4 separate regions of the Homo sapiens genome follow, and regions 1, 2 and 4 are each linked to region 3. Evidence: chromatin contacts called from ENCODE Hi-C or POLR2A ChIA-PET data. All regions are on one chromosome and are shown on one strand. The core of a region is the stretch at or near the end of the contact, and the rest is flanking DNA. Distances in the headings are between cores, read along the strand shown. Region 1 overlaps LOC107986419 (a long non-coding RNA gene). Region 2 has its middle 270 kb from the start of CWC27. Region 3 holds the start of SREK1 (splicing regulatory glutamic acid and lysine rich protein 1). Region 4 overlaps MAST4 (microtubule associated serine/threonine kinase family member 4).

What was found. A loop is a pair of places that touch in the nucleus more often than their neighbours do. ChIA-PET counts read pairs that join two places held with the same protein, here RNA polymerase II (POLR2A). Pooled maps may share reads with other maps.
Region 1: a loop to region 3 is called in a pooled map, with 4 times the contacts of the local background. The contact joins the enhancer-like site here to the promoter of SREK1 in region 3. A Hi-C loop is called at or near these places in 1 of 168 maps with a recorded cell type or tissue (OCI-LY7), 4 of 37 single-sample maps with no recorded cell type and 4 of 50 pooled maps.
Region 2: a loop to region 3 is called in a map of naive thymus-derived CD4-positive, alpha-beta T cell, with 16 times the contacts of the local background. The contact joins the enhancer-like site here to the promoter of SREK1 in region 3. A Hi-C loop is called at or near these places in 2 of 168 maps with a recorded cell type or tissue (CD4-positive, alpha-beta memory T cell and naive thymus-derived CD4-positive, alpha-beta T cell) and 11 of 50 pooled maps. POLR2A ChIA-PET finds 5 or more read pairs at or near these places in 1 of 52 experiments (activated CD4-positive, alpha-beta T cell).
Region 4: a loop to region 3 is called in a pooled map, with 10 times the contacts of the local background. The contact joins the enhancer-like site here to the promoter of SREK1 in region 3. A Hi-C loop is called at or near these places in 6 of 50 pooled maps.

Annotation. Positions count from the first base shown.
Region 1 is chr5:65,064,979-65,068,187 of GRCh38, reverse strand. It overlaps LOC107986419 (a long non-coding RNA gene), which reads right to left. Exons shown (of 3, transcript XR_001742682.2): 2 at 2,077-2,133. Among named protein-coding and RNA genes, the nearest start is that of CWC27, 300 kb to the right of the region's middle. Within about 2 kb of position 1,592, at least 3 of the 41 ENCODE cell types and tissues checked have a DNase peak (open chromatin) inside an H3K27ac peak, as active enhancers do; they include OCI-LY7, where a contact is called at or near this core.
Region 2 is chr5:65,034,434-65,037,341 of GRCh38, reverse strand. No RefSeq gene overlaps it. Among named protein-coding and RNA genes, the nearest start is that of CWC27, 270 kb to the right of the region's middle. RefSeq lists a silencer at 1,702-1,751 and an enhancer at 1,312-1,828. Within about 2 kb of position 1,546, at least 41 of the 41 ENCODE cell types and tissues checked have a DNase peak (open chromatin) inside an H3K27ac peak, as active enhancers do.
Region 3 is chr5:66,142,815-66,145,767 of GRCh38, reverse strand. It overlaps SREK1 (splicing regulatory glutamic acid and lysine rich protein 1), which reads right to left and starts at 1,468. Exons shown (of 12, transcript NM_001077199.3): 1 at 1,231-1,468. The coding sequence starts at 1,391. RefSeq lists enhancers at 728-777, 838-897, 1,158-1,437 and a silencer at 1,618-1,687.
Region 4 is chr5:67,164,344-67,167,481 of GRCh38, reverse strand. MAST4 (microtubule associated serine/threonine kinase family member 4) reads right to left here. Exons shown (of 29, transcript NM_001164664.2): 29 at 1-3,138. The coding sequence ends at 431. Among named protein-coding and RNA genes, the nearest start is that of CD180, 31 kb to the left of the region's middle. RefSeq lists an enhancer at 176-681 and a silencer at 1,122-1,171. Within about 2 kb of position 1,386, at least 35 of the 41 ENCODE cell types and tissues checked have a DNase peak (open chromatin) inside an H3K27ac peak, as active enhancers do.

The sequences.
Region 1 (3,209 bases), core at 343-2,842, 1.1 Mb after region 3:
AAATTCTATTATTGTAAATAAGTAATGATAAGGATATCAAATACTACTAAATATGGGTTAATGGGTGGCAGTTCCTCTGGAGAGAGCTTTTAAAAACAAAAAGATACTTACGGCTTTTTAAAAAAATGCATCTTAAGGAACAAAAACCATACCAAATTTATCAATACAATGGAATAATTTTGAATTTTGAAACTGCTCTATAATCTGACATTTTTGCTTCCTAAAATTTAAATTAGATACAGTATTCATATGTAGGAATTGTAAGCATCTATTTAAAGAACATTAATATATAAATTATTAGTGATATTCATCACCAATAAATCATGCAAGTATGAACAGGCATTCTGCACTTTATTTGAAAGCTCAGTACTTGAAGTTTCTTCATTCTCTACTAGAGAGATTTTTAAGTTTTAGTGGTCTATAAAGGATTAAGTGGAATGTATGACTTGTATCCTTCGCTAGATTTTAAGAGAAAGGAGTTGTCACCAATATATTTTGACCAAATACCTTATTAAAGACACAACGAAGAATGGAGCTTGGAAGCAACGGTAGCCCAGACGCCTCTAACAGCTCCATCATTCTGTACTTTAATAACTCATTGGCAACATTATGAAGTAGTTTATGTTCCAGACTTTGCCTCCTGGTATCTAGATTTTTATAGGTGTTTTGATTGAGGTATAGAGGAGGCATTTTTTGGCTGCTGATTTCTATTCCAGATTGTGGGATGTGAATAATTTGGTAAATTAACATCAATGGGTTAGACTGTTCTTTGTTACCAAAGGCCCCTGGGCTGCCCATTCCACTGGATGGTCACATTAATTTGCAACCACAGGAGGATGGCTGCTGGGCACATACGCCCACATTGAATTTCCTTTTGCAGGTTTTCTCCCTATTTTGAATATTCAGGTAGCCACTAAAGTCTGAGGCAGCTCTCTCTTGTGCATTCATAATTCTGGCTAAACCTAGGGCTTCCAAAACTAATATCAGGGAGGAAAGATCCAAACCTTAGTGCTTTTGTGGCTTTTTTTTTTTCCTGGGGCCAATTTTCGGCTATGTTTCCAATGATCAGTCTGTACTCCTAGTTATATACTAAATACATAAACTGTGTGTGCTACAAATGATGTTTTTCTAGCCTGTCCGTATAGCCTATTAAACCAGAGTTGGCAGTTTTCCATCCCTTAGGAGAAGCATTTGGCATAAATAATATTGTCATTTGGGAAGGCTAGACATGGTTTGAAGAAGTGACCTTGTATAAATATTGTCTGAGGTATGACTGAGGCTAAATTATATGACAGAGAGCTAGTATAGTCTGGGCTCTGGGCCCTCCTGGTAATGAAGTTGCTTCTTGTAGTAATGGAACCATCTGAATTGAAAATGTAATCAAATACATCAGAGGCTGTTAAAAGCACAAGAACCAGCTTATTTATGAGCCCCCAGGGTCCAGAGGATGAGAAAACGGTGCTGGAATTTCTTTGTTGTTCAAATGGCTTTGTCTTTTTAAAAGACAAGATGTCCTAGAAAGTGCCTTTTGTCCTTGCCACAGAACTTCCCTCAGTGTTGAGACTGCTGGTCAGGCCAAGAGTTTGTTGATTTCCCCGCCCACGTGTGGGGTGAGAAGCTGGCACAGAGCAGAGTCTTGGGTATTGCTGGGCTATTTGTGGTTGACCTGGTAATATCAGTAGCACAATACAGTCCCCCCAAAGACAGTTACTTTCCATTCCCTCTCTTAACACCCTAGTTTAGGATTTCATTTCCTCTTTCTTGGACTGTGTTGTTCTACCAGCCTCCTAATTATTCAGAATTCCTTCCCTTCACTTTCTCTTCCTTCTACTGATTTGCTAGATTTGTCTTTCAAAAGCATGATTTTCATCAATCCATCTATGTATCCATTTGTTCCACAATTATTTGTTGAATGCCAACTGTGTGTCAAGCACTTTGCTACCTGCTATAATAAATAAAATTTATAGTCTAGTGAGGAAACAGATGTTTGACAAATAATCACACTACTGGACATACAATTATAAGCAATTATAATCTTGCTTCTTGCCTACAGAAGACTCTTTTTTAATAACTCACCTCCTTCTTCAGCACCTTCTTCAACCCCTTCTTCGGCACCCTCCTTCTCAGCCAACTCTGCTGAGGGGGAAGGGGAAAGTATTAAAGGTTCTAGCACATCAAAGTTCCAGAGGGTGTTGCAGACCAGTTGAAGCTGGTAACTGGGAAGTGCTAATTATAAAATTATATATTAGGTATTAGCATTGGGGAAATTGTACAGGAGTTTATAAAGAAGACAGAGGAGTTGCCTGAAGCTGGGGAGTCTATGCCCTTGCCCAGAGAAGGGGCGAATTATTGAAAAAGAGTGTACTGTAGGAAAGAAGCAAGATTCTTTGGTGGTGTGAAACAAAGGAATCTCATCTAGACTGAGGAGTCAGGAGAGGCTCCACCAAGGCAATGATAATTAAGTTGCAGTGTGAAGCATGCACAGGTCTCAACTTGGCAGAAAAGGGGCTGGGGAGGATAGACAGGGTGGGTGGGTGGAGTGCTTTCCAATCAGAGGAAAGGCTGCAGCTGGGGGAAGTATGACGCCATTCGAGGAATGAAGAGACCATCAGCATGGCTGGAAGTACAGAGAGTGAGGGCCACACCGGGAAGGTTACGTAGCTCATGTTAAGAATTGAGGTCTATATTCTCAATTAACCATTAAAATGAGCCATTAAAGAGTGTTTAAGCAGGGCTGTGATTTGACCAGGTTTGCATTTTGAAAAGACAACTTGGGCTGCAGTGAAGAGGACCAATTAGCAGGGGCCAAAGAGATCAGATAGGAGGATAACGGCGAAGCTGGGTGTCAGCAGTGGAAATGAGAAGTAGACAGGTTTGAGTATTATTTATGTGGAGGAAAAAACCACAAGGTTTGATGATGGATTGAACATGAGGAATAGGGCAGAGGTAATCATCAAGGAGAATTGCAAGACTCCAATTTGTGCAACTGGATTGGTTGCACATTTACTAAGCAGGGGAATACTGAAAAAAGGAACTAAATTTTGGGAGAAAATAATGAGCAAAGCCTTGAAGCAAAAGCATGCTTGGTGTTTTCAAGGAAGAGCTAGGGGAGCATAGTAGCTGTTAAAGTCACAGAGGCATGATTGCAGAAGGAGGCAGAGTCTGTCTTGTAGGAGGACAAGCCCAAAATCAAGAGACCAGTTGGGTGA
Region 2 (2,908 bases), core at 297-2,796, 1.1 Mb after region 3:
ATGCCAGACCTCACAGAGAAGTTCTAGATGGGCCCAGCATGGTGGCTCATGCCTGTAATCCCGGCACTTTTGGAGGTTGAGGCGGGCAGCTTGCCTGGGGTCAGCAGGAGTTCAAGACCAGCCTGGGCAACATGGTGAAACCCCATCTCTACAAGAAGCATAAAAAAATTAGCCGGGCGTGGTGGTGTGTGCCTGTAGTCCAAGGTACTTGGGGGCTGAGGCGGGAGGATTTCTTGAGCATAGGAGGTCAAGGCTACAGTGAGCCCAGATCGCCACTGCATTCCAGCCTGGGTGACAGAGCAAGACCCCATCTTAAAAAAGAGAGAGGGAGAAGATCTGGATGGTTCATGTCCTCTGCTTATCCTGGATATCTAGAATCTTACGGAAACCTTATATTACCCTTTCATGAAGTGGGAAAAGGACTTTAGAGAAGGGGGACAGATTAGAAGGCAGAAAATGCACTAAATAGTGTGACTCTCTCTTCATTTAGGCCCAGTTCTTTCTCCTGTACTTCTCTAGTTTTTTAGTAAAAGAAACAAGGAGACTGGAGCTTGGACTAACAGAATTAGCATGTTCAACATCAGTGTTCCAAAAATCATCAGCCATTTATCTTCATGGGGAGTTTTTCCTTTAGGCGCCAGCTGACTTTCTTTTCTTTGGCCCCTCTTTCTCATTCTGCCTTCTGCCACCAGCCTCCATCTCCACTGCAAAACTCTCCACGTCCCATTCAGGTCAGGGCCTTCCTTCACAGGCACAAAAGCTCATCCTGCAAATAATCAGCTTCTGCCCAGGTTCTCTATCATTAGCAATATAGAAAAGAGCAGAAGCTTTCAAGTTTTGCTCACAATTTGACATATATTTGATCAAATTTTTAGTTTGGGCTTGTATGCTCCACCAACCATCAAACCCTGGCAAATGTAAGTAAGGGTGAAGGGATGGTCTACCTCATACACTAGTAAAAACTGAGAACATCTTAGATGCTCATAAACGGAAATAGTGTTTAAGTACTTGATGATACCTCTACTAAAGGAGTAGATCTTTATGATCTTTAAAGCAATGTTTGAAAAAAGCACAAAAAAGTTTCTGCCACAATATAAGTGAAAAAGGTAGGCTACAAAATGATATAACATGACTAAATGACGTTAAAAACCTGAAGATCTGCTGCAAAGAAAGGGGGTTGTGGGGGGAGACAGGAAGGAAATGCATCAACGTTAACAGAGGTTGAGTCTAGAGGGTGGGGCTTTGGGTGATTACTTTTTTCTTCGTAATTTTCCACCCTTTAAAAGAGCATGTCCTACTTTTATAATTACGGAAAAAAGAAAGAAAACCTTGAGCTTTTGCATTTAACCAGTCCGCAAAAGCAATAAACAAGACGCGCTGTGGCCAGGGAACCCAGCGTTCGAGGGGCCGGCAGCGCGATCTGGCTGTCGCCTGTGGGCGGGGCGCAGTCCCCGGGACAGCCTCCCGGACCCGGGCCCCCAGGCTGCCCGCAACCCTCAAAAAGGAGCCTGTTTTATCTCTGAGCAGAGATGACGTCACCCTAAGGAAACCAGAAAGTGCTGATTAATCATGAAGTCAGAACTAATCCCTGAAAAGAAGTCGGGTAGGGGCGAGGCGCGAGAGTGCCCCAGACGAGATTGCAACCTCAGACGCCGCGACCGGGCTGGGGTCTCGCCCGTCACGCCCAGCCGGGACGCCGGTGCGCCCCGCCCCCACCTCGCGTCTCCCCGCTTCCCGCTTCCAGCTTCCCCCGCGTACTCCCAGCCTCCCGCCTCCCGCCGCCACTAGGTTTCTCCGGCCAGCGGCCTGGGTGGCGCATGCGCAGCGGCGGGATGGCCGGGCCCGCTCCAGACCCTGGCAGTCCACAAGCTCCCAGTCGCCTGCCGTGGTCCCTCCCCGACAGGTTCTTATTGTACCGCGCAGTGGTCGCGCACCGACTAGCTGTGCTTTTAAAGATGATTATCACTATGGCGGTGAGACAGTAGTTTGGCCGAGACCTGTTCCAGTACCCGAGCCAAAAAGGGTGAAGTAGATCCAGGACCGTCACTGGAAGCCACTTCGAGAGAGAGGCCATGCTTCTTAAAGTATGGGTTTCACAGCCGCCAGTTTTTTGGAGGTCTATAGTCACATGTTATTCACAATCTTATTTTTATTACAGTCGGTTAAAAAGGATTTCATCCATTGCTAGAACACTGCAATCCTCAGCTTCGGGGGTAACCAGAAGGCTCTCTGCGCCCGCTGCTGGGAGGTGGCGGGGCCCCGGGTCCAGAGCCAGGCTGGAGGCGGGCGCGCCCCACCGCCCCTGTGATGAGAGACAGCAGGAAAACTGGGCGTCCGGCAGCCCTGGGGCAGAACAGGTTGCTTGTCCCTGGGGAGCCCTCTAAGGGATAAAGGACCTTGGATGCGATCAGTCTTTCTTTGCGGAAAGCCCTCACACCTGTCCTGAGAGATAATTTGCATAAAAGCTGTTTGTGCCCTGGAGGAGAAAAGAAAGTGATTAAAAGAAGGTGGGGAGAGGGGTGGTCTGAGATGTCAGTAAGGATATTGGGCTGTGAAATACGTTGGTCTTATAAGTGGCTCTGCAATATCTTCTAAGAAGAATCCTCTGTGAGGCCAGCCTCTTGTTTTTAGGCTGGTCAAGCAGAAAAGAAGAATGGAAGCCCATTCACTGAGAAGCCACTGGGCCCCCAGGGACACCTCCATCTTGCCTTCACAGCATTTGCTCTTGCAACAGGTTCTTAGATTAATTTGGCCTCGTGGTCAGTCTTGAAGCAGCTCCCACATGTGCCCTGGCAGCTCAGCGCCCAGCTGTCCCGTCCTGTGTTTGTCTAGTTGATTAGGCAAGTGTTAACCAGTGAACCACAGAGGCCCATGGTCCAGTGGGCAGGGTGTAAGAAAGTACCTGGAA
Region 3 (2,953 bases), core at 219-2,718:
AGACAAAAAAGCATTATTAAAATAACTGGGGAAATTTTAATAATCAACTGTAGCCAAAAACAGACAAAATGCTCGTAAAAGGAACATGGATGTTCAATGTATTACTCTTTCAACTTTTCTGTATGCATGAAATATTCCAAAACAAAAAGCAGAGAAGAAAAACTTAAAAAGTAAATTTTAAATATCCACACAACTTTTATATAGTTATGCAACAGCACTGTTATAACCTGAGATAGAAAACTAAAGAAAAATAGGTCTAAATGCATCACTAGGAAATAAATCAAAATTTTTTTAAAGAAATAAATCTTGGGTAACAATTACCCCTTCCCTCAAAGGATTTTGATATAATGAACAAAAAACGGAGGATCTTAATACTGTAAGATCTACCATTAAAAAAGAAAAAAAGTTTGTGTGCAAGAATGTGAACAACCTACAAACCCCTTGCGAGTTTTCTAAATAATATCGTACGAGGGAAATTTTACCATTCCAAAATACACTATCTGGGAAGTGGCCGCGAGCTGTGAATGCCAGCCAAGATCTGGACTTTAAATGTATACGGGAGGGATAACCCTGCACCGACTTACACTTTTTCTGAAAGCTTTGGGACAGTGTGACCTTTCAGGAGGAAAATTTAATCTGCTGTCAAAAGGGCTAACAGACATGATCTTTGGGAACATGGATGCGCTCGGTTAGATAAACCAAAATGCTAAGTTTGTGCGACCGTCCTGGGAAACAAACACAGCCCCAGTTCCATCTTGTCACCAGCAGCAGGCTTTCTCGTCAGCAAAACGGCCTGACACCAAGGCCTTAAAAACTGGACTGTGGCTCAGGCGCGGTCTCCGCGATTTTCAGAGTGGAAAAACGCTCTGAGACGTTTGCCATGAGGGCTGTTCCGGGCCCACCTGCGGCCATCTTAAGTTCGGGGGGAAATAAGAGGGTGGGGGCACGGAATTCGAAGACCCAGCAGCGAACACAAGTCCCGGAGGCACAGAAAGGGCAACCATTCTAAATCCTTGGTAAGGGCTCCGTGCAGTAGTTAACCCCCCAAATCCGACTAAGGAGAGCAGGACGGCGGAACCCGGGTGCCCTAATCAAATATGGGCACCAAGGTAAGCCGGCGCGATCACGTGACATGCACCGCGCGCCCGCGTCCGCGCTCTCCTCCACGCCTCGGCTCCCGAGGTCTCTATGGCGCCCGCGCCCCTCCCCCAGCCGAGCTCCAGCACTTACTCCGGGGGGTAGAGCCGCAGCTCCTCGATTTCTCCTAGGAAGGAAAAAAGCGTCCGCATCTGCTCGCTGGTCACCGCCGACGACAGATTCGTCACCTGAATCACCGACGTGGGGGTGAGGCCGAAGCCTAAGCCCAAACCGAAGCCGCCGCCGCTGTTCATCCCGATCCCGCTGCCGTTGCCTTCCCGCTCCCCAACGTCTACGACGCGTCAGCGACGGAGCCGGGAAAGCGGAGAACGCGCGGCCGCGAGCGCGCTCCCGCTGGCGAATTCACAGCGCCGGGCAGATCTAGCCGCCCATTTCACAACTCCCCTGCTCCCGGGGCTGCGCGCGCCAGCCGGAAGCGTCGCCCCGGCAACCCGGCGGTTCTCGCGCGGCTGCGGCCTCCAGCTCCCGGGTCCCTGGGGCTGTTGCTGCTCGTTTCACCGCCTGGATTTTTATCGGTGTTTTTGTTTTCCCCAAAAGTCGATGAGAGTCTTGTGCTCATGTCTACCCGGTTCCTTCCGGTCTCGGATTGGGAAACCAAGCGGCCTGGCCTACTGGTGCGGGACTGTAAAGAAGGAATGACTCTTGGACAACACGGAAGAACACTTGACCAAACTATAGGGCAGCCTTATCACATACAGGCAGCACCCCAACTCCAACTATTTTTAAAAGTTGGCAGGCGTCCTAATTGTGAAAAAAACAAAATTTTACAAAATGCGTAGGTTCAGGTTGAATTAAGGAAAGAGGCAGTAAGATGAAGGCTGTGCAGGGGTTGTTTATAACCTGTTTTTAATTCCCTCGTTCCACAGGTGTTGATGTTTATTGAGTGCTATGTCCCAGGCACTATTAGGCAAGGGCACGTAACAGACAGTTAAAGACAGTTCACATAGAACTTGCAACCTAATGAGAGACAACAGTAGTGAGTCCATGGCAGCTGCTCCCAAAATGCCCTCCGCAGATCCCTAAGGGTACCGAGACCTTTTCAGTAAGTTGGCAAGGTCAAAACGATTTTCGTAATAATATTAAGAGTTTCTTGACCTTTTTCACTTTGTTGCCATTTGCACTGGTAACGTAAAAGATTAAACTGCTGACACCTTAGCAGCAATCAAGGCAGTGGCGCCAGTCTTGTACTGGTAGTTGCATTTTGTATTCTTCACATCATACAACATTTAAGGTTTTAAAGTATGCTAGTTTCACTTTAAAAATGTCCTTCACAAATAACTAAAAATTGTATTTTTTTTTCAAATCCATCCTTGCTTACACGTCTTTTAAAGAATATGTGTGAAAAAATGGAAACTACTGCCGCTACATGCCCAAGTGAAATGGTTGTCTCCGGAAAAAGCACTAGTGTAATTCTTTGAATTTTCACCTAAAAATACAAATTTTATTACACTTGTATCCACCAGCTTGAGCTTGACAGCTTGCCAGTACTTAAAGACTTTTCTAGTAAAAGAAGCATTATATTAACAATTTATTTTTGACTATATAATGAAATATGTCAACATTTTTGTGATCTTTACAACTTAGTGGACACCTATTTTTCAAATGGCCAGTGGGTGCCATTACAAAGGCAAAAAGCCTCTGGTATGTGCAAGATAGATTGATGGATTTCAGTGCTTAATTGATGTGGTTTCAGATTCAGTCCACACTGCAATGAAGGCTAAGAAACTACCACATGTAAGTTTGGTACCGTATCAAAGAATAATATCTAGAACTATCTGGAAAGGCTATAAAGTAG
Region 4 (3,138 bases), core at 137-2,636, 1.0 Mb before region 3:
CCAGTTTTGACCATTTTGCTTCATTACTACATTATGATAAATGGTAAAGCAAAAATCTTATTTAAAAAAAGCTGTAGTAAACGACGCAATCAGCAGCCAGGTATAGACTCTACATCCCAAACCAAACACGATGCTATATATTTACAAAGAAAATCATTTTCCTCAACAACCCTCAACTGTAAAGGTAATTTTTTTTTTTTTTTTTTTTTTTTTTTTTGTACAAACACTATCTGGTAACAGTTTTACCGGTTACAACTGGGAAGGCATCTGGAAGAAGGTCCCCTCTTTGTCTTTCTCTCTCCCCTGTCTCAATGAGGCTCCGAGCTCTGCCTGGCGGACATTCCCACACAGTGCTGGTTTTGAAAGGTAGTCAAGACACAGTCGCCCGTTCAGGACGGGTCTCCACAGTCCTGCCCCTGGGCCCTCCCCGTTACAAGGCCTTTTTGTGAGGGCTGCTACGCAAACTCTCTTTCCCCCGCCTCTGCCGTACCACAAAGTCCTTCTCATTAGAAAGAGAGATGGGGCGGTCAGTGTTTGGGGCTGGGGATGGCTTGGTCACGTCTCTGCCCACGTTCTGTTTCCTAGCTGGGGGAGGCTGGGCTGGGGCAGGGTCCTTCCCTTTGGTTTCCCCTACGGTGGCAGTCACCGAGAGAGCCCTGTCCCGGTGGCTGGCCCCGCCCATGGTGTTTGGGTCGGGGTGGTGTGACTCCAGAGGCAGGGTGGAGACCCGGAAGGAGGGCAGGGAGTCACTCTTTGTCATGTGGGTTCGGCCCTCCCCGGCAGGCTGAGCCTTCCTATGGTCCCTGTTGCTGGGGGCTGGAAGCTCCAGCATGCCCCCGGCGGCCTTGGCAGAAGAGGTGTCGCTGCTGGCTGCAGAGGCCTCTCTAACTCCGGCCCTGGTTTCAGGGAAGCTGGAGGAGCAGCTCAGAGACTTTTCCGGGAGGGCCGTGGATCGGAAAGAACTCTGCCCAGTGGCTGAGGGGGACCGTTTCATGCCATTGGGCTTGTCTGCCTCCGTCGGTGGCTTCTGGGGACCGGGCCCTTTCCCTCTGGCCTCAGGGAAGCCCTTCCCCACCCCCGCGGCTGGCCGCTCCGCGCCTTTCAACCGGTTCTCGCTATGCACAAAGGAAAGGCCGGCCTCGAGCTTGTCGCCCTCTGCTGGAGCATAAAGTGCTTCAGTGCATTTCTTCCCTTCCGCCCTTCTGTCGGTGTTGGCGGCCGGCTGACTCGGGCTTTTGTCTGTCTGTCTGTTGTCTGTCTGTTTGCACAGGGTGGGGCAATCTTTCACAGTGGATGGTTTGGGGTGCTTTGGAGACAGGGTTTGCTTTTCACCAACAGCGGACAGTTTCTGGTCCGCTGGCTCACTAGGCCCTGGGTGTCCCGGCCTTGGCAAATGCACAGGCTTCTCCAGCACCTCCAGGGGCCGCCCACCACTGGTGGGTTGTGGCTTGGCGTCTAGAGGAGCCCTGTCAGTGTGCAGTGGGACAGAGGGCCCACCTTCTCCCTGGCCAATCCCATCGCTGGCTTTGTTCTGGGAGCCTGGGGTAGCAGGAAACACATCCGGCCCACTCTTACTGTGGCCCTTCCCCTCTCTGCTAGAGCCACCGAGGGACTGAGTGGCAGGCTCTTTGCCCTTTGTGGCCCCGACACTTGGTTTCTGAGAGGAGAGGGACCGGTCGGGGTGCTTAGTCTTTGGAGGGCCCGGGTCAGGGCCAGGCCGGGGCTTGTGGCTGCTGCTTTCACTGTGCGCAGCAACAGGCTTGGGAGGGTCCTGGGGGCTCGAGCTGGGCTCTGCAGTGCTGGGCTTGGCCCCCGGCTCTCTGCCAGAAGCGTGGCTTGGGGAACTGCAATGCTGCCTGGCAGCCGGGCTGGACAGGTCTTTGGCCGTCAGAGGGGGCGGAGGGATGCTGCTGGGATGCCTTTGTAGAGGCTGCTCCTTCCTTTCAGGTTCCTTGGCACCATCTTTCTGCAAAGATGGGAAACTGGAGAGCTTTTCACTCTTCTCACTCTCAATTCCAGGTGGCTGCAGAGACCGCCTGGCAAGAAGCGCTTCGGGCTTGGGTTCCACGCCACGCCTCACCTTGCCCAGCTCCTTCTCACAGGGAATTCCAGCTGAGTGCAGAGAGGAGTTGTCTCTGGGCGGGGGCCTCGCCTCACCTGGGCCATCTTTGTGGTTCGTTTTCCCACCCGGCGCCCATGCTTTCTCCATGGCCTGGGTCTGTGTATAGAAATCTGGGTGGGTCCTTCCCACAGAGAGGAGATTTTTGGAGTTGTCACTGGTTTTCGCAGTTTCTGGAAAGCACAGTTCCATGGAGGGCTCTCTGCATGTGTCAGCCCTCGCAGCAGAGCGCTCGCTTCTGGCTGTGGGAGGGCCTCTTTCAGACGATTCCCTCAGGCCTGGCTTCTCCCTTGAGGGGGAAGCTTCAGGTGGGAGCGGGCAGCGTGGCCTGGCCAGGTCAGGGCTGTGGAGGTTCTGCCCCAGGCAGGTCAGAAGCTTGGGGTCAGTGGTGTGGTCTTGGTGTTTAGGGGAGCTGCCCTCTCTCTGTTGGGGATTGCTTTCCATGACTGTTCCAGGGCTCCTGGCAGTAGGATGGGGACCTTTCCTGTCCCTCTTGAACTCTGGGTCAGGCAGGGAAACTGCTGGTGAATTCTGGAGACCTCGGCTGGGGGGCAGGAACCAAGGCTCCAGCAGGTAGGATTTATTCATCTTTAAGCTGGAAGGAGAAAGCTCTCTTGCACTGGTGGTATCGTTCTTTTTCCCACTGCTGCTGGGGAGAACTGGTGGCACAGAGGCCCTCACGTCACCACTTGGGCTGGGGCTCTGTGCAGACTCTGGGGAAGGCAGTTCTGTCTTGGAGGCCTGAGGTCCGGACAGGAGAGCAATGTCCAGAGTGCCCTCGATCGGCTTCAGGCATGAGACAGACCTACCTTCCAGCTTATACTCGGAGGGGCTCTTCCTAACAGGGGACTCAGGAGCAACCAAGCCAGGCTTCTCCGTTCCACTGTCCACCCGGCCTGTTAAGGCCTTGAGGGGAACAAAAGAGACGGCACTCATCTGAGCTGCATGGGTGCTGCTGACAAAAGCTCGGCTCTCAGAAGCCGGCGGGGGCTCCTGCTGCCCACCCGTGGGTCGGACTG